Regions from separate parts of the Mus musculus genome. Here regions 1 and 2 are each linked to region 3. The links are chromatin loops, found by intact Hi-C in ENCODE. Cell type or tissue: gastrocnemius. All regions are shown on one strand.

Region 1 (8,000 bases), 150 kb before region 3:
TGTGTCTGGAGAAAATAATCTACCTTTTCTTTTCTCCTAATCCAGGTAAGCACTCTAATTTATAGAAACTAAGAGAGGGGAGGTCTCCCATCACCAACAGAGCCTCACTGGCCCTCCAGCTTCCACAAAAGGAGTCCTGTCATTGCTCTGAGGTCATTGGCTCTCCAGAGGCACAGCAGAGCACATAGCTTCGAGTTAACTGCTCCTCAAAAGCACTGGACACGTGCCAGCAACAGAGGCTCAGCTTCCCATGGAGGCCTGAAGGATCCTAAGAACATTCACTCCTTGGGCCTAGCTAGCCTGGACCACCAGATAGAACTGGGTCCTGTTCCTGGGCTCGACAGGGTGCTGGGATGTGAATCCAGAGTATTTGCTGCCTGCCTGCTTCTGAAAACATGACAGAAATTTGATCCACAAGACAACATGCAGGGTGCCACATTCTTCTTCCAGGATGGGGAGAGGGGTGTTTCAGACCCCAACTGAGGTGGCTGAGCAAGGCAGCCCACATTGCAGGAAAGAGGTATGTAGGACTTTACAGAAGCAGCTTCAGGTGGCCAGAGTTGGGTTCTCACAGCTAAGAATCAAAGATGTGCTGTTCTAGAAAGCTCTGACTACCCCTCAGGTTCTGCTCCTTTCTTCCCAGAGGAAGTGTCTGGTACCAAGCCTGCAGGTAACACTCAGCTTCCTCAGGGTCTCAGAGACCTAGACAAGACCACATCACCTGGCCACTGCCAGACACAAACAGACAGACAGACAGACACACACACACCCCATATATATACTACAATAAGCAAATATATACACCACACATATCACACATAAAAATCACAGATACACATATACATATCACACTTACATATAGAAACATACGACACAAATTATGCACATACATATCACATAATCCATACGCAAAGCAAATACACCCTACAGAATGCATATGGTGCACTCACAAACAAATCACATACTACAAGCATAATATAACACACATGATAGATAGAACACATACATATACATACTATATACACAGATGTCATGTACATGCATACATTACACTCCAGGGCTCTGCCCTGACCAGGCCAAGATGTCACATGGAGCAGCACAGGGGTCTGAGTCCCTGGCCTCAAGGTCTTCCCCAATCATGACTAAGAGTTAGTTGGCTTGCATCTGATGACCAGAGTTTGCAGTTTAATTTCTGTATCAGATATGCAGAAGAGCATGGGAATCGGGTGACCAGTGACAGTCAGCACCTGAACTAAACTCAGTCTCTAATATGCTGCTCACACCAACTGGCCTGCCTGATGCCTCCAAACCTGACCCATAGGAGAGAAAGCCCCTGACAGTGAAAGGCCAGGCATGGCAGAGGCTGAGGACAGGGCAGCCAAGATGACAGCAGGCAAGCAATGGTTGCTGTGCACATGAGAATTCAGAGTGAGACTAGCTATAAATCTAAACTCTCATAGCATCTCCTGCACTGTGGACAGACGCAAGCCAACACTGGCACAACCCTATAACTGAGCCTGCCCTGGTAAAGTGCAGAGACTGGATTAACACTCAGATGGTGGCTTTTTGTTTCATGAGCTTTACCTCAAAAGACTCAAATCCAGTGTTCTCAAGAGCACTGTCTAAGCAGTAAGCCTCTGTGTCTGCATGAGCCTGCAGCCGAAGGCCAGGAACGAACACACACACACACACACACACACACACACACACACACACCTGTAAAGCCTCTGTGTCTGCATGAGCCTGCAGCCGAAGGCCAGGCGCACACACACACACACACACACACACACACACCTGTAAAGAACACACGCAGAGTGGCAGGCAGCCAGCCACACTCAATCTGTTCACAAAGACTGTGCCTCTAGGCTGGTGAGATGGCTCCATAGGTAAAGTGCCTGTCAGGCAAATGTGAACCTGAGCTTATATATGCAGTACAAACATAAAAACCAGGCATGGAAGGGGCACATCTGTGACTTCAGTTCTGGGAAGCGGAGAGAGGCAGGCCCTGGGGGTTCGCTGGCCAGACGGTAGAGCAGAATGGTGTGTTCCAGTTCCAAGAGAGACACTGTCTCAAAGACTAAGGTGAAGAGCGATAGACCCTGCGGCAGACACTCCCTCCACATTCACACATGTGTGCCTCTTACACAGCGCTGGGTGCCTGGCACATCAGGCAGGGCACTGAAGCATGATAAAGCTATTCCAGAGCCGGGTGCTATGTTACATAATCCATATGGACAGGAAATCGTTCCTGTGTGTCACTCACATAAACATTCTCTCCAGGTGGTGACCCACATCTTTACTACCAGCACTTAGGGAGCAGAGACAGGCAGATCTCTGGTCTACAGAGAGAGTTCTAGGACAGTCAGGGCTACACAGAGAAACTGTCTCAAAAAACAGACATTCCGACAGATGGATGGAAAAATCAGAAGTTCTCTGCGGTCATTCCTGGAGGAAAGTGAGCCTATTGACATGGCTTCTCATATTTCAGCCTCCGGTCACCTTGTTTCCAGGTGGAGTAGCTACCCAGAACATTTTGGCATCTGCAAGCAATGACTTAGCCTCCTTAAGTATTCAAATACCTGTTCATAATTGCTTAGAGCCACGGAGACCTGAACACCTAGAAGTAACTGTTCAGTGTCTACAAGCACCAAGTACCAGGGAGGGACTGGGTAGCACTTAGAAGAGCCCACATCTGTGAGCAGTCACTGGCATGTGTGAGTACCCAGGAACCTGCCTGCCAGCAATCATTTAGTATCTGTAAGTACCAAGCCTCTGTGAGAAATCACGTCACCTTGGCAAGTGTAGCTTCCCCTCTCAAAGTCCTCCTAGCATCTCAAGTCCTAAAGAAGCTCAAGTTCACTCTGGGAGCCACAGCAGAGCCGTCTCTGGGTACAGGTGGTGCTTAGCGTATCCACACCTGACTGACTCGTTCACTACCCTTAGCTGTGGCAAGGCCAAAGAGCACTAGGGTCCCCAGATACACAAGTACAGAGCTGGTGATAGGATAGCCCACCGCTCTGCACCGTGGTCTCTGTCCTTAGGGCAGAGGAAGATCTATAGGATCCAGGAGCCTAGGAAAGGAGACCCCCACCAAAGGCTGGGCAGAGCCCTAAGCTCCCAGGCCCTGGTGGGGGTAGGGGGCTGGTGACAAGGCAGTCAGCAGGCTAAAGTACTCTCGGGGCTGAGGCCACGGTGGAAAAGGGGCACGGTGTGCTAACAGAGGGAGCTGACCTTCCACCCTCTGCTTTCAAGATCAAGAAGCCTGGGGCCAGCAGCAGTGAGACTAGAAGAGTGACTTCATCACCCATGTCCAGAAACTTCTCTAGGAGTGGGACAACACATCCCAAGCTGACTTCCTTGCCCTCTCTCCCTCTCTCTCTCTCTCTCTCTCTCTCTCTCTCTCTCTCTCTCTCTGTGTGTGTGTGTGTGTGTGTGTGTGTGTGTATGTATGTATGTGTGTGTGTGTGTGTGTGTGTGTATGTTTTATTTGTTTTGTTTTTAACTTTTAGAAACAGAGTCTCGCTAAGTAGTCAAGGCTGGCCACAAATCTATGGCAATCCCCGTCTCTGCCTCAAGCTGGTGTGCACCAACACACTCAGTTTACTTAATTTCTAACTATAGAAGTGCTAGATCTCAAACTCAGGACGAATGTCTAACTGACACTGGCCAGACTCTCTCAGCACCTTAGCCAGGACCTCTTACAGACACATCCTGGCTGGCACACCCCAACCCTTACCCTAAACTCTCCAGCTGGGCTGCGCTTCCCTTCCCCGAGTTTCTCTGAGTCCTATATAACCCAGCTATTTTGGCTGTACTAGTCTCTTGGCCTCTTGGTCTCTGGGTTCAATCTGGACCCTTCCAGATGACTCTAGCTGTGCTCTCCCTTATATCTACAGTAAACCTTCTTATCAACACTAGGGGCGCCAGGCCCTCATTCAATTTTTCATGACTGATGTGGATAACTCACTGGAAAGTATAAATGTGCTTGAGGGGGGACAATATGATGACCTTTTAAACCCTTCACTTTCAAAAATAAAATCTTAGTACTAAAATATTAAATTTAAATATTTTAAAATTTGAACCTGTTTTAACTAATTAATAGCAGCTGTCACCCTACTAATAAATACAGCAAGTCATTTAATGTTACATTGTAAACATTTCCCCCAGTCATTAAACCTGCTGTAAACACATTGTTGGCAACTGGATAATTTCCCATTGTGTGCATACACAGCCATTTATTTAATCACCCCTCAGCTCTATCATTCAGCAGCCGAGGAGTCTTGATTTATTAAATGAATATTCACAACTGTCTCTGTATGTACTCTAAAACCGCTGTGTGGGTTTTTTAGATCTTCTAGATAAAGGGCAGGGTCTCTTTAAAAATCTGAAGCAGGCTCCAGAGCATCTATTCCAGTGGTTTCTAAGGAAACCAATTGTATGCAGATGTAGAGCAAATATCTCTTCCCAGAAGCTTTGGGAATTAAAGCCTTCTCCCTGGATGAAACCCTCAGAGACAGCAAACAAACCTGACTGGAGAGCAAATGCAGTCCAAGGTCCTCTCGACAAAGATAAGGACTCTAAACACAGGAGGTGAGCTTAATCTCCTCAGCCCAGGGCAAGAGAGAGACCTGGAGACAGCTGTGCCCTGTGGCCCTTGAAATCAGAAGACTTCTTACAACGCCAGGAGATCCCCCACTGAAAGAGGGTGAGCTCTATGACTCATCTTGCTGGAAAATTCTAATGCTTATTCTTTGACCTTTTCTTTTTTTATAAAACTATAAAAGATAAGAAACGCAAAGATTAGTAGAGACCTGGATGGTGAACCATGGTCTCCAGAACTGGCCTCCAGATGCGTCCTGATCCTGACTACTGGAAGTTTTAGGGGACTAGAGCAGATAATAAGGGGGAGGACAGAGCCTCCTGCTGGCCCAGTTCACAAGAAGGTGATTGGCTGGAGCTGGGGACAGGCCGGAAGAGGGGTGGACTTCTCTAGGATAGAACAGAAGCAGCAAGTGAACAGAGAGCTGTGGTGCATGGACTTGGGCCAGGACTCTGCAACCTGTGACACCCATGATTGTGGTATGATGGGGGCATGGCCTCACATATAGGGCCAGGAGCAGGTGGCTGACAGCAGGTGAGACACCTAGCCACACCTCAGGTAATTAGTGCCTAGGGACAAATGATGTGCAGATACAGACAAACACGGCAGGCAGAAAGACAAGGCCTGATCCCCTGGCCATCAGTGGGACATTCAGGGACTGCCTTGACAGATTCTCTCAATAAGGCCCACAGACTATAGGGCACTCCTGAAGCTTCACTAGGAACCTACTATGCGAAGACTCAAGCAGTGGCTACAATGTTTCCAAAGACTCAAGCAGTGGATACAATGTTTCCAAATAAGTTGGTGTAAACACTGAATCCCGTGAGAGCAGTCCATTCAAGCTAGGCAACCACCAAGGCGAGGCACTGCCATCATCCATCCTGTGGTGATATCTCAGACAGAGCCACTATCACAAACCTCCCTCTCAACCCCCCCCCCCCCCCGAAAGAGAAAAGGAAATCCCTGAAACCTAGTAGGTCAAGTTCAAAGGAGCCGGGCTGGAGAGAGGACTCAGGGGTTAAGAGCACATATTCTCTCAGAGGCCATCAATTCCCAGAGCTCACAGAGGCTCACAGCAGTCTGAAACTCCAATTACAGAGGATCTGAAACCTTCTTCTGACCTCTGAGGACACTAGGCACACATGTGTAGTGCATAAATATACAGGCAAACAAAACATTCACACACATGAAATTGTATACATAAATGTGTGTGTGTAATTTCTAATCAGAGGAGCTGTTCCCATGGGAATGCATTACCAGAGTGGTACTCACAGAGCCCCCACCTGTCACCCATCACAAGGTGACAGGACTGAGAATCTCCTAAAATGAGGACACTCTGAGCTAAAGCTGAAGCCAAGGTTTTGATGCATGGACCACTGGGTAAAGACCCAAACATTCAAAAGTAGAGATGCCAAGGCTGTGGGAGGTGAGGGGAATCCAGACAGACTGGGGGCTTCCAGTGGTCCCTGTGTCCCCAAGCCCAGAGCTCCAACATCAATGCAAACATCCTAACATGGAGATGCCAGGGTCACAGGAAGTGAGGTAAACTCAGAACAGAGTAAAGAGTATCAGTATTCCCTGTGTCCCCAAATCCAGAGCCCCAGCCTCACTGCAGACAAGGAACAATCTCAAAACCAGGCTACTTGCAAGGTCCCCAGCAAGGCAGAAGGCAGGGGGTACAACACAGTCTGATGGCTGCAGCCAGGCAGACCAGGGCAGCCACCAAACCTGCCTGCCTGAGGTCTGAGGTCTTCTCCGATGAAAGCTCAATTCTGTTACACTGATTTCCTTCAGCGAAGCACGACTCTGTAAGGACCACTAAGCCACAAGAGGTGGCAAGGACTCTAGTCCTCACAGCCTAACCTCCTGTAGCGTGACAGTTTCCCACTTGCTACAAGTGAAGCTTGGACCAAATGCTCCAAAGACAGCTACTGCTCATCCCCTGCCCAAGCATCTGGTTCAGAGGGTGCAGGCTTTAGGTCCTGTGGCACAGTAAATTTACACCCAAAGGAGAGCTGCAGCCAAACCAAAGTGTCCTAGAGCCCAACTTTGACCACATGAGACACCACAGATCCACAGAGTTAATTAATTCCTCTCCTGTCTAGAAAGTGAGATGCACAAGAAACTGAGTAGGAAAATTACCTAGGCCCATAAACTGTCATCATGGCCACTGGTAGGACCAGGCGCTTACAGGGGAGAGAGTGGATTCATGACTTGCATCTCAGCAGATCAGGGGTGTGTGTGTACCTGTCATGCACACCATGGCAGCACCATGATACCCACCAAGTGCCACTGGATCCCTCCTCTGGCCACAGCAGCTTACCACCTGGATGGTCTAAGGTGGCCCCATGAGCTGTCAAGGTGTCACACAGGTGTGTTAGGCTACCTGGAGGGAAGCAGCCCCTCAAAGTCAAAGGGATTCTTCAATCCAGCCCACACAGCTGTCTCACCTTCCAGAGTCATAGGACATTTGAAAGAGACAAGGAGGTCACCATGACAGCCAGAAGGGCAGAGAATACCAGAACAATTTAGCTTCCAGGGTGGTGTTAGCAGAAAGAGAGCCTATGAAGAGGGCTATGGAGTGAGCAAGCCCAGCATGGGTGACAGTGATCAGTGTGGCTCCTATCCTGGGGATGGAGGGTATAAACATTCAGTGAAACTGAGTGCTGTGCACACAGCTTTTCTGCAAATCTAAAGCAACTCTGACCTTAAAAGTGTACAAGGGCCTGCCTGTGTCTCAGCTGGCTGAGAGCTGGTTTTGCATGCTTGGGGCCTGATGGCACTTGCCTTTAATCTCAGCTCTTGGGAGGCAAAGGCAGAAGGGCCAGGAAAAAAAAAAAAATTCAACTCACTATAGGGCGAGTTCAAGGCCAGCCTGGACTACAAGAGACCCAGTCTTAGCAAGAGAAAGGTGGAAATTGGATAGGATTTTTAAAAGAACAATCGTGTTTTGACCTTGCAGCGGGCAGGGTTCAAACAAAGAAGGGACACAATGAACAGGTAGAAACAGGTAGCCCAGACAAGGGTGCTCTTCCCAAACGACATTCAGGTGGAGCCTGCTGCTTCTGTGTCATGAGAAAAGATTCGACTGTGGGTAGGATGCCACAGCTCTGGGGAAGAAGGATTTGAACGTTGAATGAATGGAAGTACTCAGCAACCGCAGAGTAAAACTATAGCAACTGAGAGATCAAACGTTCAACTGCCAGGATATAGGAAAATCAGCATGGCCTGTGCTCATTTGACGACCTGAGGTGCTGTATCCTTCCACACACCTGCCAGCATGCACTGAAGTGGCCAGGCTCAGTCTCTACTGAGCAGGCAGCACTGCAGAGGCTCAAGGTGACAGAGAATGCGTTGGGCTGGGGTTTGGCCTGTCACTGGATGCTGCTGTGCGTGCCTC
Region 2 (8,000 bases), 67 kb before region 3:
CATCCTCTGGAACTTAAAAGACACTTAGCCATGGTGTCTCTCCACAGTAGCAGAAAGGTAGCTGAGATAATAAGGACCCTAGCTTCACTCATGCAGCTTTGGAATGTCCCTGAGCACTCGCCAATGTTCATATAACTAGTAGGGCATTAGGGCTTGCATTACCACTTTAAGCCACAAATTGTGAGAACTCAAGTCTTTCTCATACTTGTGTTCAGAGTGGTAACTCACAACAAGCTATAACTGGCAGTGTGCAGGGACACAAACCACTGTATGCCAACACACAGCACTGCGAATGTGTGGAAGCTGACAGATAACTTCCTACAGTCAGTCAGTTCTCCTCTCCCATTATACAAGTTCTGGGGAATCCAACTCGGGAAGGCAGCTGCATCAGCAGGGCCTTTACCTTTATCAGCCAAGCCTTCTCAATAACCTATATGCTTACTTTAAAAATCTCTAGGCCGGACAAAGACATTACCTGAACACATTCTTTTCTCATTCTCCAACAATACCCAAACCACTAGAGTTCACTGCTGAATGCTTGCCTAGAATACTTGGGCTCTGGGACTGATTCTCTAGCACCTCAAAGCAGAAGAAAAACAAGAATGAGAGCCAGGCGTGGTGGCACACGCCTTTAATCCCAGCACTCGGGAGGCAGAGGCAGGCGGATCTCTGAGTTCGAGGCCAGACTGGTCTACAGAGTGAGTTCCAGGACAGCCAGGCCTGCACAGAGAAGGCCTGTCTCGAAAAACAAAAAAACAAAAAACAAAAATCAAAACAAAACAAACAAACAAACCAACCAAGAATGAGGTGAGGAATGGTTGTCAAAGGGAAGTTTTTTGTTTCGTTAGTTTTCTGGTTCAGCTTCTGACATCTCTGCAAAGTCTGACATTGGAAGCTTGGCCCCAGGATATTAGTCCTGAAAGGGTAAGGGTTTTTGTGTTTGTTTTGTTTGTTTTTAATCAGATCAGGCCCAGAGAGAGAGCCCTCATAAGTTCAAGGTGCTGCCCTTTGAAAAGATTATTACACAAAATGGAACTGAAATCTCAGCCAAGTCTATCCGTCTATCCACAAACACTTAAATATCATTTAATGACTGAAAACATGAATGTACTTCACAGACATTCTAACTTAATTTAGAATTCACCTTGTTTACATAAGATGCCAAGACATGCCACTAGCCTTGATCAATGTACAATGTCATGTGTACAGTCAGTATTCCCAAAGTATTGTAAGGATATCCTGGTAACTGTTATCCCAGAAATCCCAGGGGATACCACTGTCCAAGTCCTTTCTGTATAATGTATAGAACCTACACACAGAGAATCTGTGCATAGAATCTATCCACAGAGCCTGTATGCCCCCTCCTGTACACCTACAGAGAAAGACTAAGAACAGCAAAGACTAAATAACTGCAAGGCAAATGCTATGCAAAGAGTTGCTATACTGCATTATTTGGGGGAATGATAGAGGAAAAAAGAAAAATCAGTACATTTTCCACACAATTTCCTTTTCAAACTCTTTAGAAACTCAGATATAAAAAGCAGATACTGCTTTTCACCTCACTTCCTGTTCCTGGATGCCCTGTGAGTGCTGTGTTGTTCACACAATCTCCGGTAACTACTCAGACTGCAGCTGCTGCTTCCTGACCCAGGTACTGTGGTTTCATGTGGTGGACACTTGGTCCTCAGTTTGGTGCTACTGAAGGTGATGGATGGGTGAAATCTTCAAGCCCTGGAGCACAGTGGGAGCCACTAAAGGCCCATCGATGGGCTTGTGGACCCATCTGTCTCTCACTTCCAGTCTCAGAGTATGCTCTCTGTCACAGCACAGAACTGCCACTGTGGTCCCATGTGCTATGACGTCCTCACTAGAGCTGAGCTGAGCCCAGTGCCACAGCCTTGAGTTTCCAGAAGTGTCAGCTAAATAAGCATTTTTATTTAGCTGGTTGGTGGTGGTGCATGCTTTTAATCTCAACACCCAGGAGGCAGGGGCAAGTGGATATCTGGATTCAATGCCAGCCTGGTCTATTGATCAAATTCCAGGACAGTCAGAACTACACAAAAAAACCTTGTCTTGAAAAATAAAAACAAACAAAAAGAAACAAAACAATTTTTGGCTTATTTTGTTACATGTGTGCCATGGTGTGAAGTTTGAGGGAAAGTTGGGGGAGGTGGTTCTTTGCTTCCACTGTGTTGAGATCTGGGGATGGCACTCAGGTCTTCAGGACTGGAAACAGATCACACCTTTTCCCTGTGATCCACCTCGACAGCCCAGTCTTTGTCTTTAGAAATGTTATTCAGCTTGAGATATTCTGTTACTGTAGTGAAAACCAAACATCTTCCTGCTTCCTCCAACTGTCAGCACTCTAACCCCGAGTCAGTCTTTGGCGTCCTTTAGGCCATTCTGCCTGTGATAGAGTATCTGCCACTAACAAATACTTCACATAAACCTCTCTTTAATATTCACGTGGTGACGCCATCACAAGAGAGCAGGACGCCCGAGGCCCTGCAGCAAGTGTTTGTATTAGATGGGCCGACGCAGGGTCTAGTGCTCATTTCATGCTAGCACACAAACACGCAATTCTGAAACACTTCTGTGTGCAAAGCATAAGCAGACACAGCTTAGCTGGTAAAACAATGTATACCTACCCGTCCTATGCTACAGAATGTGCTCTTTCCCCAAGAATAATACCAAAGCACAGCACATGACTTTACTCCTCCAATCAGACTCATGGGTTGAATTCATTCAGTCAAGTCGTTACCCACTGAGGATGCGGAAGGCCTTTGCTCCCCTGACCCTACTTTCTGCAGGTGAAAGGGGGTGTAAAGACGGGGCCACCAAGTACAGCAGAGTGTGAGAGGACTAACAACTGACAGAAAACACTCAGCGTCCTCAGAGACGCTCAAGTGCAGGTCTCATTCACTAGCTGACCCAAATTCAAGGCAGTCGGGGAAAGGAACACCAAGCGTAATAGTTGGTGCAAAAGCCACTGGCAGAAGCCAGCTTAACTCACTCAAGGCAAGAAAGGTACTATGCCACAGGCTTGAGGAGCAAGTATCAGAAGGTGAGCAGGGCCAGGCGGATCAGGGTACAGATATGGGGTCAGGCCAGGTGTGGTGGGAAGACATTGCAGGGGTTTCAGTGTGGTATGGCTCATATTTTGAAACATCACTCTGACTGCTCTGAGAAAAATGAAATGTACAATGTGCAACTGAATGAACAGAGGATCAATAAAGAGGCTGAGAGAACAGATGGCCAGGCACCCTGAGCCTCCCCCCACCTCCCTCCGCTCCAGTGTCTGACAGGCTACACTGACTCGCCCACCTCCTACCTGCCCCGCCAAGCCCTCGATCTCTGATGTGGGTTCCCAGTGCCCAGCACACTGACAAAACCATGCTTGAATCCTCTAAGGGTCAGGGTAAAGGTGCCTCCCATACAAACCCAACAATCCTGGACTGCGCCCCAGAGCTCTCACAGAAGGAAGGGACTGTCTCCTAAACCGCGCGCGGCACATGTATACATGTATGTACACACACACATACACACACACCAAACAAAGAGAATTGTTTTTCAGTCTAATTCCCATATATATCTCATGAACATTCCTACTTTTGTTAACAATGACATGAACAAACACCACCACTAGGCTGAGTAAGGCCTCTAAGACTCTTCTTATCTCTACAGTAAACCTGCCCTCCTGCAAGGAAAAGAATGACTATGGAGAGGAGGAAGAGAAGAAGGAAGAAGAGAAAAGAGGAAGCAGCAGTAGCAGCAGCAGCAAGAGAGGTCACTGCCAACTCTGCACTCTCACTGTCTTGTGTCCTCAGAGGACTCTCTCTGCTGTGGTCTGCCAGCCTGTCTACATGGCCTTTGCTTTTCTCTTAGAAATCTATACATTCACTGAGGAACTACTAACAAAGTGGGCCACACAGAAAATCATCCTGTCCGAGAACAAAGCTACACGTGCTGGCATGTATCTTTAATCCTGGCACTCAGAGGCTAAGGCAGGCAGATTTCTCTGAGTTTAAGCCCAGCCTAGTGAGACCTCATCTCAGAAAAGTACATAAAACAAACATGGAATTTGCTGGGGAATCCCTAAGCTCTGGGCTTAGGTGGTTTTGCAGTCACACGGCCGATTTGCTTACTTACCTAAGTAATGTGGTGGGTGAAATGGCATGGGCTTGCTAGTTGCTGAATAATATCCAACTGCTCTCTTAAACCGAATGACTTTGTCATCTGTTCTTGACTGAAACAGATGTAGGAAAGCCTTAGTTATGCCACTGGTCATATATATGAACACCTTTATCATAATTCAGCACATGAATAATTTGTAACCTTTTAGGTTAGATAAAAATGAAGAGTGACAGCCAGGCGTGGTGGCACACGCCTTTAGTCCCAGCACTTGGAAGGCAGAGGCAGGCGGATTTCTAAGTTCGAAGCCAGCCTGGTCTACAGAGTGAGTTCCAGGACAGCCAGGGCTACACAGAGAAACCCTGTCTCAAAAAAAAAAAAAAAAAAAGAAGAAGAAGAAGAATGACATGAGAACCTTCAGGTCAAACACAAAAGATTATTACCCAAAAAAATAAAATAAAATAAAATAAAATATAAAAAAAATAAATGCAAATTTAAAGCAATGTGTTCAGAAGGTAGGATTCTCAGTTGGCAGCAGGGCTGGTGTGGGGCCAGAAAGCTGGATGACTAAGCAAGCCAGTCCAGAGGAAGAGTCCAGTCGAGACGTGTCCTAATCCCCTAACCATGAACACCTTGTCCTGAGACAAGCAGAAGTGGGACCTTTTCCCCTTGCTCTGGGCCTGCATGTCCTGGTGCACATAGCCTGTACAGACCCACACACACCTCCGCCACTCTTGAGGTTATCACATAGCCTGGTGGCCAAATTACAGCTTTAACTGCCTCTCTCCCTATAAGGACTGGTGTTATAGTAAGCACCTGGAACTCTTCATGCAAATGAAGCACTCCCAGCACCTAAACCCAGCCACTCCCCACTCCCCAAGGTTTACATAGCCTTACCCCCACTAAAGGAGCGCTGTTTCACTGAAAACTGTCTAGAAGAAGGTTGTCTCTTCTGCCAACCTCGGTTCTGTAGAACCACCCATCTGACTAAGCTTCATTGCTTCCAGTTCGGCCTGGGTGTGCAGCGGTCCCGAGGGAAGCAGCAGACCCAGGCTGGTAGCTGTGCACTGGCTCTATGGCTTCTCTGACCAGTTCAGTTTGGTCTCTGACTTTCCAAAGGCTCTAACATCTTCCACTCAATACCAAAACCCCACAGCAGGTGAAATGGATGGAACAGACTACATGTATATAGCATGATGGTCATGGCTTAGGCTCAAGGCAGCGCAGGACCACTCTAGGAACTGACTTGTCCACACACTTCACTTCCAGAAACAGAAAGTCTAATCAGCAATCTACCACATCATCTGACCAACATGCAGTTTATCTTTTAAAATTCAGGCTTGAGCCTGGCATGATGATGCATAACTTCAGCCCCAGAAATCAGGAGGCAGAGGCAGGTGGATTGCTTTGAGTCCAAGGAGTCAGGGCTACACAGAAAGACCCTGGCACAAAAACAAAGAACCTGACTAACAAACAAAAACAACCCTCTAGCACATACATCTTATGAACAGAGCACTTAAGAGCACCATAGACTCTGGCATTATCTACATTAACCCTCTCCTGTTTGGGCCTGGCAAGCAAGGTGAAGTGGCTGAGACCACCCATCTGGTGGAAGACACACTGGACAGCCTGATTCTCTGACCCAAATCCTGTCCTTTCAGTTTGTGTTACCTGTGAATGCTGGAAAACATCTTTAGCTATGGCATCCAGGTCAGACGTGTCATGAATGTTGCGAACATAATCAGCTACGGCTTTGATCACTACATCACAGGGTGGCAAGACCAGCTGGTGGGCTCGGACCTGAGAGGATAAATGCACATGTCAGCAGTCAGCAGGAGCCTCAGAGATGGGTAAGTCTACACACAGGACCCAGATACTCCAAAGTGTGCCTGCTTACTGGGATCCTGCTAGGACCTACTTACCTCCCACCTGTATGATCCTATAAGCATGGCAGGCTCTACAGCCAGCTTTTCCTTCCAGATGATAAAACACAATCCAGCTGCTCAAACCCCGTGCATTAAAAGCATTGCTGAGATTTCATTACTTAGAGAACTCAGATTGGGACCTACACACAAGATGAGCAGGCCTGCTAGAAGCCATTTGCTTCCCTCCTTTCTTTCTGCATCAACAGATTAGACCAGCAGTGGTGTGATCTTTGAACCTGCATTCAAAGCTCCCTAAAACTTTAAGGATAAACTCAGTTACCAAGTACCTACACCCACCAAGTTTATCTTTGAAAACAGAGGAATAGAGAATGTAGTCTAATATCTAATAATGAAAGCGAGATCTTTCATTAGAACAGCTACTACTGAAGGTGGGTTAGTAGACTAGAAAGAAAGCAAAGCCATCCCAGAAGGGCTTTGGAGTCAGCAGAACAATGGCCTCTCGCTGCTGCCCACATTCCACTCTCAAGAACCTGTACGTACACTGTCGTGTGGCAAGACAGGAGAAAGGTTGCCAATTGGCTTGCCTTAAAATAAAAATACTGTCTTGAATTGTGTGGGTGGGCAGAGTGTAATCACAGGGCACTCTGTGCAGGAGAGCAGAGTCTGTGAGACGCCACGAGAAAGACAGGACCTCTCATTGCTGGCTTTGACGACAGAGAAGGAAGCTATGAGTCAGGAATGTGAGCAGTTAGATGCTAGAAAAAGTCCAGGGAGAATTCTCTGGGAGAATTCAGATGAACACATGCCTGCTACATCTTGATTTTATTCCAGTGAAACCCATTTTAGACTTCTAGTCTCTCTAACATGTGATAACGTGTGTGTGTGTGTGTGTGTGTGTGTGTGTGTGTGTGCGTAAACCAGAGGGGTGTGTATATGGGGAGGGGAGTAAATTAGAAAAGTTCAATCTTTAAAAAAAAAAAAAAAAAAAGAAAGAAATGGAAACTGCACGCACTTACACTTTGAGATTACTACCCAAATTTCCAGATGCCCAAAGATACAAACTTGCTCCCGTCCCCCAAGAAAACACTGTGTTTCCCCTAGCACACATGGGACATTCCATGTGGATCTCTGGTTCTCACCTGTAAGAGCAGTGCTCTACATACGGCTTAGACTCTGGTGTAGGGAAAACAGGCTAAGGGCTCCCTGGACATGACTGAAGTGTTCACTGAGGCGGACCATGAGCGCATCCCTAGAAGCCTAATGCCCTTCCCTTCACACAAGGCCAACGGCTACCGCTGCCCATGCTCCCGGGCAGACAAGCAGAAGAGTGAAAGTGCTTGGGACCAAGTGGAAGGGACCATGCTCTGCCTTCTATGAAATGTTACAAAAACCTCAGGGCAAGGCAAGTGAGGGGTCACCCACCACAGTGACCAGGGAAGTGAGGCCAGGACAGCGACCCTGAGCTACCCCACATCACCTCACTCCCATGCTGCTGCTGGCAGACCCTTGGGCACCTTGCACACAGTGAAGGGGAGGATAGCATGTGGGCTGGGGCTGGGGAGGTGGTAGTGGTGAGGAGAGTGTCCTGACGGCCTGCCCTCAACCTGCAACCCGCAGGTTTGCCTCTACAGGTGTTTGTGGCTAGTTGGCCATTCCAACACCAGACACTCTACAAATTAGTGAGTATTTCCCCGTGCTGTGCACAGCATCTGAAATGCTGGTTATTTTAGGTGGTTTTAGACATTAAAAGATGATAACTTAAATGGTAAGAACAGAAGTGACTGGATAGAAAATGGCTTCCTGATTGCCTCTTTCAATGGCACAGGCAGTCCCTCTGAGGGCCCTCCTTGCTGGTGTTCTCCACCCATGCTGCTGCCTCCTTCAGAGTCCTGACCTGAACTGACAGCACCCTCAACCCTTACAATAGCTGAGAAATAGCTATCTTTTCTTATTTCCATTTTTAAATTTTAGCCCAAAACATAA
Region 3 (8,000 bases):
GACACCTTGTTCTGGCCTCCAAGGGTACCTGCAAGGAACATGTATAAGTACACACACACACACACACACACACACATACATACACACACATACACCAGGAACATGTAGATATATGCATACACATACATATAATAAATTTAGAAAAACTTAAAATCAAGTCAAATAACAATTAATACATGTCTGACTTAAAAGAATGCATCTTCACTCATTCTGCTGTAGCTAAATACAGACAAAGATCTCCTGCTCATCTGTAACCCTGCACACGAGACTATCTGTACATTTGTTGGATAAATGAGTGCTGTGGAGGTTGTGCTCAGCTCTTTTGTCATGGGCCACAGAGAGGAAGAACTTGTTAACCTGTTGCTAAGCAACAGTACTTCCTGGACCAGGACTTCTGCACAGTAAAGGGAGGGTGCCTTGCAGATCTACAAAGGAAAGAGCGGGCACAGTGCATGCATGAATAGAGAGACAGGAAGCCACCTCTGGAAACCAAGCAGAGGATTCAAGTGAGCATCTGAGAAGGCAGCCCCAGTCCCCATTCTCAAGTTCTGCCAGCTCCTAATCCCCACTGAAGACCGGAAGACTGACCCTGCCACCACTTCATGAAATCAAAGTGAAAACCAGCCTAGTGCATTTTATCGACATTTTATTTATAAAACTTTGCTAAGATCCTCAAGTGCTCAGAGGATTACAAACAGTGCTTGCCACCAAGCCTGAGGACCTGAGTTTGATGTCTAGGACCCACTCCCACAAGTTGTCCTCTGACCTCCACATGAGCACTGGGGTATATGAATCACACATATACAGAGACTGGCATTATCTCTCCCTCTCCCTCTCTCTACACACACACACACACACTCACTCTCACACACAAATGCACTCATGCACACACTCACACATAGGTGTACACATACACACACTAAATAAATATCATTTAACAAAACCTACCATCTTCACAGTGATAAGAGAAAAAGCACTAAGATTTTACTCAGAGTTCACGGAGTTCTGAACCTGAACTTTCTGAACCATCTCACCAGCCCCAACAGAACAATTTTTAAAAGATTTATTTATTTTATTTATAGGAGTACACTGTAGCTGTCTTCAGACTCACCAGAAGAGGGTATCAGATCCCATTACAGATGGTTGTGAGTCACCATGTGGTTGCTGGGAATTGAACTCAGGACCTTTGGAATAGCAGTCATTGCTCTTAACCACTGAGCCGTCTCTCCAGGATCAGTTTTTTTAAAACTGTGGTAAAATACACAAAGCTAACTTAAGTGGAAAGGTTAGCTTCATTAAGATTAGAGACTTAGATTTTCCCTTTTTAAATTTAAAACGTTAATTCTATAGTGCAAGTATTTACAGAATAACTTAATACTTTTTTTTTTTTTTTTTTTTTTTAAAGACAGGCTCTCATTGAAACTAGAGCTTGCTATGGGGGCTAGGCTAGCTGGCCAGGAAGCTCCAGGGACCTGTCTAGTTTTGTAACCCTCCGCCCAGAGCTGGGGTAACAGATGTACTGCCTGGCTTGTGTGTGTGTGCGTGTGTGTGTGTGTGTGTGTGTGTGTGTGTGTGTGTGTGCGTGTATGCTTAGGGTACAAACTCAGCTCCTCTTGCTTGCTCGGTAAGCACTTAACTCTCTGAGTCATGTCCGAGGTCCCAGGCTTCGTCTCTTAATGACCCTGCTCTGCCTTACACATCGTCAGCTGACGACTAAACTCCTAAACCATGAACTAATAGAGAACACACACATTCCTACCCAGACTATAGCACAGTTATGACCTCTTTGGTGTTGCTGATTACAAAATGAAGCAGGACATGCCTTAGTTTCATCTCCCACTGCTATGATCAAATACTCTGACAACTGCAGCTTAGAGGAGAAAGGGTTTACTGAGCTCCCACTTCTGGGTTATAGGTCCATTGCTGTGGGGGTAGTCAAGCCTGCAGGAACTTCACGTAGCAGCTGGTCACATTATAGTTAGGAAGCAGATAGTATCACAACAGTGCTACTGTGCAGCTCATAGTCCCCACTGGAACACATCCCAGGATCCCCAGCCCAGGAGTGGTTTCACCAAACTTGGTGGGCCTTCTTATTATCAGTTACCGTTGTCAAGACAGCTATGCCCATTGGGCAAATGTTCTAGACAATTCCTCACTGAGACTCTCTTCCTAGGTGATCCGCGATTGCATCAAGTTGACAATTAAAACCAACCACCTTGTGCTGTTGCCGTGGGAAACCACTTGGTAGCTGTGCAGAAAGTTAAACTTAGAACTGTCATATGCTGCAGTGTTCTGCTTCTAGGCATTTAGCCCCAAATAACTGAAAGTAGATAGAAAACAGACACTTTGTGCTAATGTTCATTGAGGCTTCATCCCCAGTAGCCAAAGATGGGGAAAACACAAATCCTCACCTATGAACAGGTGAGTGTAAAAAATTAAAATGTTACATATATGTTACAGTATGTTAACATAATTGTAACATAAATGTTACATATACTAAATGGAATAGTTTAACAATAAAAGTAATGGAATTTTGACTCATATACTAAATGGAATAGTTTAACAATAAAAAGAATGGAATTTTGACTCATAAACTACATGAATTGTGCTAGCTTTCTGTCACTGGAACAAAGAACCTTAGAAAATACATTTATAAGATGGACAGATTTACTTATATAAGTTCTCAAGCTCAGGCTTGGCCTCAAAATCCATGTTTGTCCTCAGTGACCCACCTTCCAGTAGGCCTCACCTCCTTGAGTTTGCACCCCCTCCCAACACCACCATCCCCCACAGCTACTAAGTCTGACATCATCATGATGGTGTAGTATGCTGTGCTGAGTGAAACAAGGCCCACACCAAAGGACAAACATTGTATGGCTCAGTGACTTTGAAGTATTTAGAACTGGTAAATTTGCAGAGAAAAAGTGCATGGGGCAAACAGGCTGAGGAGAGGGGACTCGTTCATGGGGACAACTTTAGAATGATGTGTTTCTGGAAACAGCTACAATGTTTGCAGGAGACTCTGAGTACCATTAATGCAGCAGTATTTACAAATTTAAAAGGGTTAAATGGTGGATGTTATGTTGTATATATTTTACCAAAAACTTAGAAAATATAATGGGGGGGGTTGTTGGAGAGACAGTCCACTGATTATGAACACTGGCTGTTCTTGCAGGGGATCCAGGTTCAGTTCTCAGCCTCCTCGAGGTGTCTCACACCTGTTTATAACTTCAGTTCTAGGGGATTCAGAGCCCTCCTGGCTTTATAGGACACTGAGTACTCGTGGTGTACAGACATACATGTAACCAAAACACCCATATACATAAAATGAAAATCTTAAAAATATATATTTGGGTACTGGGATCTATCTATCTAGCACTTGCCTGGCATGCGAGATGCCCTAGGTTCTGTCCTTAGCACTAAAACCCAAATTCCCCCTCTGCAAAGGAAAGGTACCTACTGCATTCAAACACAGCCCCACTCCCGGCTCTGTGAGACAAGTGAGAAAGATGTCATGAGACATCCATGCAACTCCTGGAATGTCTCTACCCACAATTCCCTTCCGCAGCCTACCTCCTCAAAGCTGTATTCTCAACAAAGAACTCCTGCCTTGAAAGTCCTCAAACAGCCTTTCAGTTAGATAAGCTAATGACCCAGAAGTGGCTTCTCTGTGCTAGGTCTCATTTCTTCATGATGAGCTGAGCTGAGATGGGTTAGTCAAATGCCTACTGATATCGGCTTCCAATTTGTACACACCCAACTGTTTTAAATAGCCTCCAGACGATCAGATTTTAAGTCACTTAGAACCTGCCTGGTTTGCATACTGGGAAACCTGGGCCCAGCGTTTGCTAAAGTTAAGATTAACCCCCAAACTGTGATGACCCTGGAGTCATTGTTGTTCCTGGGATTCTGTGACCTAGACTGTCCCCTCCACACTGCCGGGTCATATCACCCAGCCCCGCCAGCACTCCCACAGCTCTAAAGGGTCTCTCTCCTTTGTGTGTGCTCCCCAACCTCTGACCACCTCTTGCCCAAGGGACTTCCATAGACTCACCTCTTCAAGTTTTTGAGTTCTACTGCCACCTTGTGGTCACATTTCCTTCGTACTCCCGTTTTCCTCTTGAACCCCAGTCCCAACTGTGATTGTTCTGAGTAGAGGGCCTCTTTGGAAGCAGCCAGCAGATAGGATCACAGAATCAAACAGCCTGGCCTCTAGTTTTGTCATCCTGCAGGTGGTTGGCTGTGAGCCTAGACCGGGACTCGAGTTCCTTGAAGCCTCATCTATAAAAAGGGACCAACAGAGGTACCTGTCGTGAGGTGCCGTCTTAAGGATTAAATGGGTTGTCTACCCAGAAAGAGTCTGATCCAAGATAAGTGCCCAAGCAGTAGAGCTGTGGTTTTCTGTGTGAATGAAAGAGTATTCAGGTTCTTTGAAGCTCATCAGGGCAAAATTTCATTAATATAGCCTCCGAATACATTTCAGTTCACAGGCACATGGTAGACACAGCGTGTTAACAACTCTGCAATCTGTTCAATGTAATAATATATTGGAAGACAGTTTTGGGTGAGACCCACAGGTCGAGATCATAATATTTTTGGCCTCAGAAGTCCTCCAAACAAAACAGGCCATTGCCATTGTTCCTAAAACTTAGCATTCCCCCAAACTCTCCAAGGCCCTAGCCAAATTCAGAGTTACTTGAACCCCTAGCAGTAGAGTCAACCAATCAAGAGAAAAGTCATCTATCCCTCCATGGAATTCCCCTAAACCTGCATAAAAGAATGCCTGCAAGCCCCCTCAAAGGGTCTCCACTTAGCTCTGGAGTACCCCTGCATGCTGATCTTTTCTGCAGAATAAACACTCTTTGCCTTTGCATACTATTTGAGCCTGAGGTGTCATCCTTCAGTGATTCACAGACCCTAACAGCAGGATCTAGAAAAATCAAGCTGGAAGTGTGCCAGAAGCCTCTTCCCTGCTGGGTAGCTTCCACAGTGCTGGAAGGGGCTGTACAGGACTCTAGAGAAGAAACATCACCGGTAGAATTGCCTAGCAGTATATCCTCCAGGATATAACACTAGCTGCACACAAGGTATGCCAACTGGCACATTAGTGGCATGACTGTTAATGGGATAATCAAATACTTTCTGATTGGATTTGAGGCTCACTCACTGGGAGGGAATCCATGTCTGGTACTGGTCAAAAGCCCATAGCTGGGGACAACATAGGCTACAGTGGGAAACCTATCAATATTGTTTTGCTAAGTGGACACTGCTTGTAAAACGTATAAATGCCTTCTAAATATTTATGTTTATGCCTATAGAATAGTGCTACTTTGATCTTAGTTACCAAAGCTTAGTTTTGCAATGGGTAGTGTGTTGGTGCCAAAATGTGTAACTAGTCAAACTGCAATGTATAGGTAACTGTTAAATGTTTAACCCTAAACATAACATCCGCGTCCACCCTCTCCTCAAAACTCGGGGACGTCACTGAAGAGTGGTTGGGGAAGAATGTAAGAGTTAGCCTGGCAGTGGTGATGTAAGCCTTTGGTCCTAGCACTCAAGAGGCAGAGGCAGGAACATCTCTGTGAGTGCAAGGCCAGTCTGGTCTACAGAGTGAGTTCCAGGACAGCCAGGCCTACAAAGAGAAATCCTGTAAGATGCAAGTAAGAGCTGAAGGGTGAGGAGTTCTGTGAAATGATGTCATCTGGTCATGCCATGGTCACTGCACATATGAACTCACAGCAGCTGTGGTTACATGCCCAAGACCTGCACAAAACAGAGCCCATCAGCACTCCAGCATTTATGAAAGAAGGCCTTCTGAGACCCGCACACCGCCTCCCCCTTAGTAAGGAGCTAGTCAGTTAATGCTGCTTGGGGAGGGGGGAACATTTTTTTTCTTCCAGTGGAGTAGCGTCTGATAATTTGCCCATGGTCCAATAAGTAACCTCAAACCCAAATAAAAGAAATGATAAACTATGAAAAGGAAAATAATAACAACAATTTAGAGCTCAGTTGGTCAAATACTCACCCGGTAAGCATAAGGGTCGGGATTCAGTGCCCATGCAGAGAATGCTGAGTCCGGTAGGGTCAATGCAAACCCAAAACTCTCACCTCAAAGGGAAGGAAAGAGTGTTTATTCTGAAGCTAAATATGAGTGGCCAGGGCTAGGGAATGCAGGTTCAGGCTACCCCAAATTCCTTATTCCAATGTGGTAATGGTTCAATAAAGTTGGGTTTTGTTTGTTTGTTTGTTTTAGCAACAGAACAAAGAATGTTATAAATGAAGACACTTTTTACAAATATTGGCGAAGACATTACAGCAGAGCAGCTAGAGGCTTCAGATGCTAGTCGATGACACTCTTAACTTTTTGGCTGGTAGAAAGAGGTTTTGTCCAGTTAATACATTCTGAAGGGTTTTATCTGTTAGTCACAGGAAGTTAGGTGAGACATGGAGTACTAAGGGATGGTGGTTTAGGGGGCCAGAGATAGCCCAAGATAAACTGTAATTTGGCTGTGAACCTGCAACTTCCCAACCTCTGCACAGTCACTGGAGTCCTAATGGGTTAATCAGCTTTGAGGAAGGTTCAACAGATGAAGAGCTTCTGTCTGGGTCCTGTCCCCTCAGCAGTGCTCCCTGGAGCTCAATGATGCACCAAACCGATGAGACATCCTGTCTTAGTGGTGCCTGAGGGAATGACACCCCTGTAGCCTCCACGGAGACATGCATGTATCGGTGCCCCCTCCCCACTCAAAAATCATTCTTTTTGTTTGAGACAAAATTTCATTATGCAGCCCAGACTGGCTTCAAACTTACAACCCTCCTGCCTCTACCTCCCAAGTTTTGGGATTTCGTGTGTGTATCTGATGTGAGATAATTTTTACATAGCTCTATTACAGGGTGATAAACATACACATTGCTATCTGGGGGCAGTTGAGTGGTCTTTTTTTTTTTTTTATATGCTGGTGTCTGGAGTTATGAGAGGTCTTCTCTTTCTTCCTTACTTTGAGTTTTTATTGTTGGTACAGTGCACCCAGAAACATGACAGTGACAGAAATTAAGCAGAGGAACAGTGACAATGGCAGAGTCTGTTGGGGTAATGGCAATAGGCAGCACTGAAGATGGAGAACGGCCAGGGCCAAAACCACAGGGAGCAGAAACAGGACGGCAGGGCTATGAGGAGCTGACAGTGCTGCAGGCCCTCTCCCTGGAAGCCTCTGGGGAAGCTGCCAAGACTTCAAAGCTGAGCAAGGCCTTCAGACACAGTCTGCCCAAGGGCTTTAGTATCTCCCGCTTTAGGGCCAAGATTGCTGGCAAAGGAAGCAATTCTCCCTGCCTGTCCATAATACCTGTTTGGATAGCATAAAAAGTCCCTAGCTGATCAGTTACAGGGAGACTTCAGAAATAAAACATGTTCCATACCTGTAGAAACAGAGGCTACACCATGGACTCTGTCTCAGTAAGCAGGAGCTAAGAGCTGGGCAGAATCTTCATTTCCTGTTAATAGTCCCCATAGAAGACAGTCACATGCTGTCCAGTGCAGCCACTGCTGAGCACAACGCTGAGGGACATTTTCTCAAGTTCTGTAGATTGCACTAGAGTCCAGAGAGAGTACTTCTCCAAAACAAGTTCTTTTATTTTTTATTTTATGTATGCATGTAAATCTTAGTTAGGGTTTTACTGATGTGAATAGACACCATGACCAAGGCAACTCTTACAAGGACATTTAATTGGGGCTGGCTTACAGGTTCAGAGGTTCAGTCCATTATCATCAAGGCAGGAGCATGGCAGCATCCAGGGAGACATGGTGCAGGCAGAGCTGAGTTCTACATCTTCCTCTGAAGGCTGCCAGCAGAATACTAACTTCCAGGCAGCTAGGATGAGGGTCTTAAAGCCCACACCCACAGTGACACACCTACTCCAACAGGGCCACACACCTTTAATAATGCCTGGGCAGAGCATATAGAAACCATCACATGTATGTATGCTGTGTTTTGTGACAAGTT

The links. A loop is a pair of places that touch in the nucleus more often than their neighbours do. Peaks named below come from ENCODE experiments on the same cell type or tissue, not always from the same donor. Only the 100,000 strongest peaks of a DNase experiment are listed, where the experiment ranks them.
Region 1: it touches region 3 in a loop (2.6-fold over the local background); 6 of 42 quality-filtered maps call a loop at or near these places.
Region 2: it touches region 3 in a loop (2.0-fold over the local background); 4 of 42 quality-filtered maps call a loop at or near these places.

What each region holds. Positions count from the first base shown.
Region 1 is chr13:48,849,142-48,857,141 of GRCm38, forward strand. The region is part of intron 1 of Phf2 (PHD finger protein 2); the gene reads right to left. Among named protein-coding and RNA genes, the nearest start is that of Phf2, 18 kb to the right of the region's middle. In gastrocnemius, a CTCF peak has its summit at 3,924; DNase peaks (open chromatin) are centred at 225, 1,375, 1,827 and 5,025; H3K27ac peaks cover 989 bases.
Region 2 is chr13:48,928,148-48,936,147 of GRCm38, forward strand. Fam120a (family with sequence similarity 120, member A) reads right to left here. Exons shown (of 18, transcript NM_001033268.3): 4 at 5,803-5,931; 5 at 4,150-4,246. Among named protein-coding and RNA genes, the nearest start is that of Fam120a, 36 kb to the right of the region's middle. In gastrocnemius, no CTCF peak of the experiment used is centred here; a DNase peak (open chromatin) is centred at 3,317; H3K27ac peaks cover 825 bases.
Region 3 is chr13:48,994,699-49,002,698 of GRCm38, forward strand. No RefSeq gene overlaps it. Among named protein-coding and RNA genes, the nearest start is that of Fam120aos, 31 kb to the left of the region's middle. In gastrocnemius, a CTCF peak has its summit at 4,111 (motif pointing left); DNase peaks (open chromatin) are centred at 4,129 and 7,180; H3K27ac peaks cover 359 bases.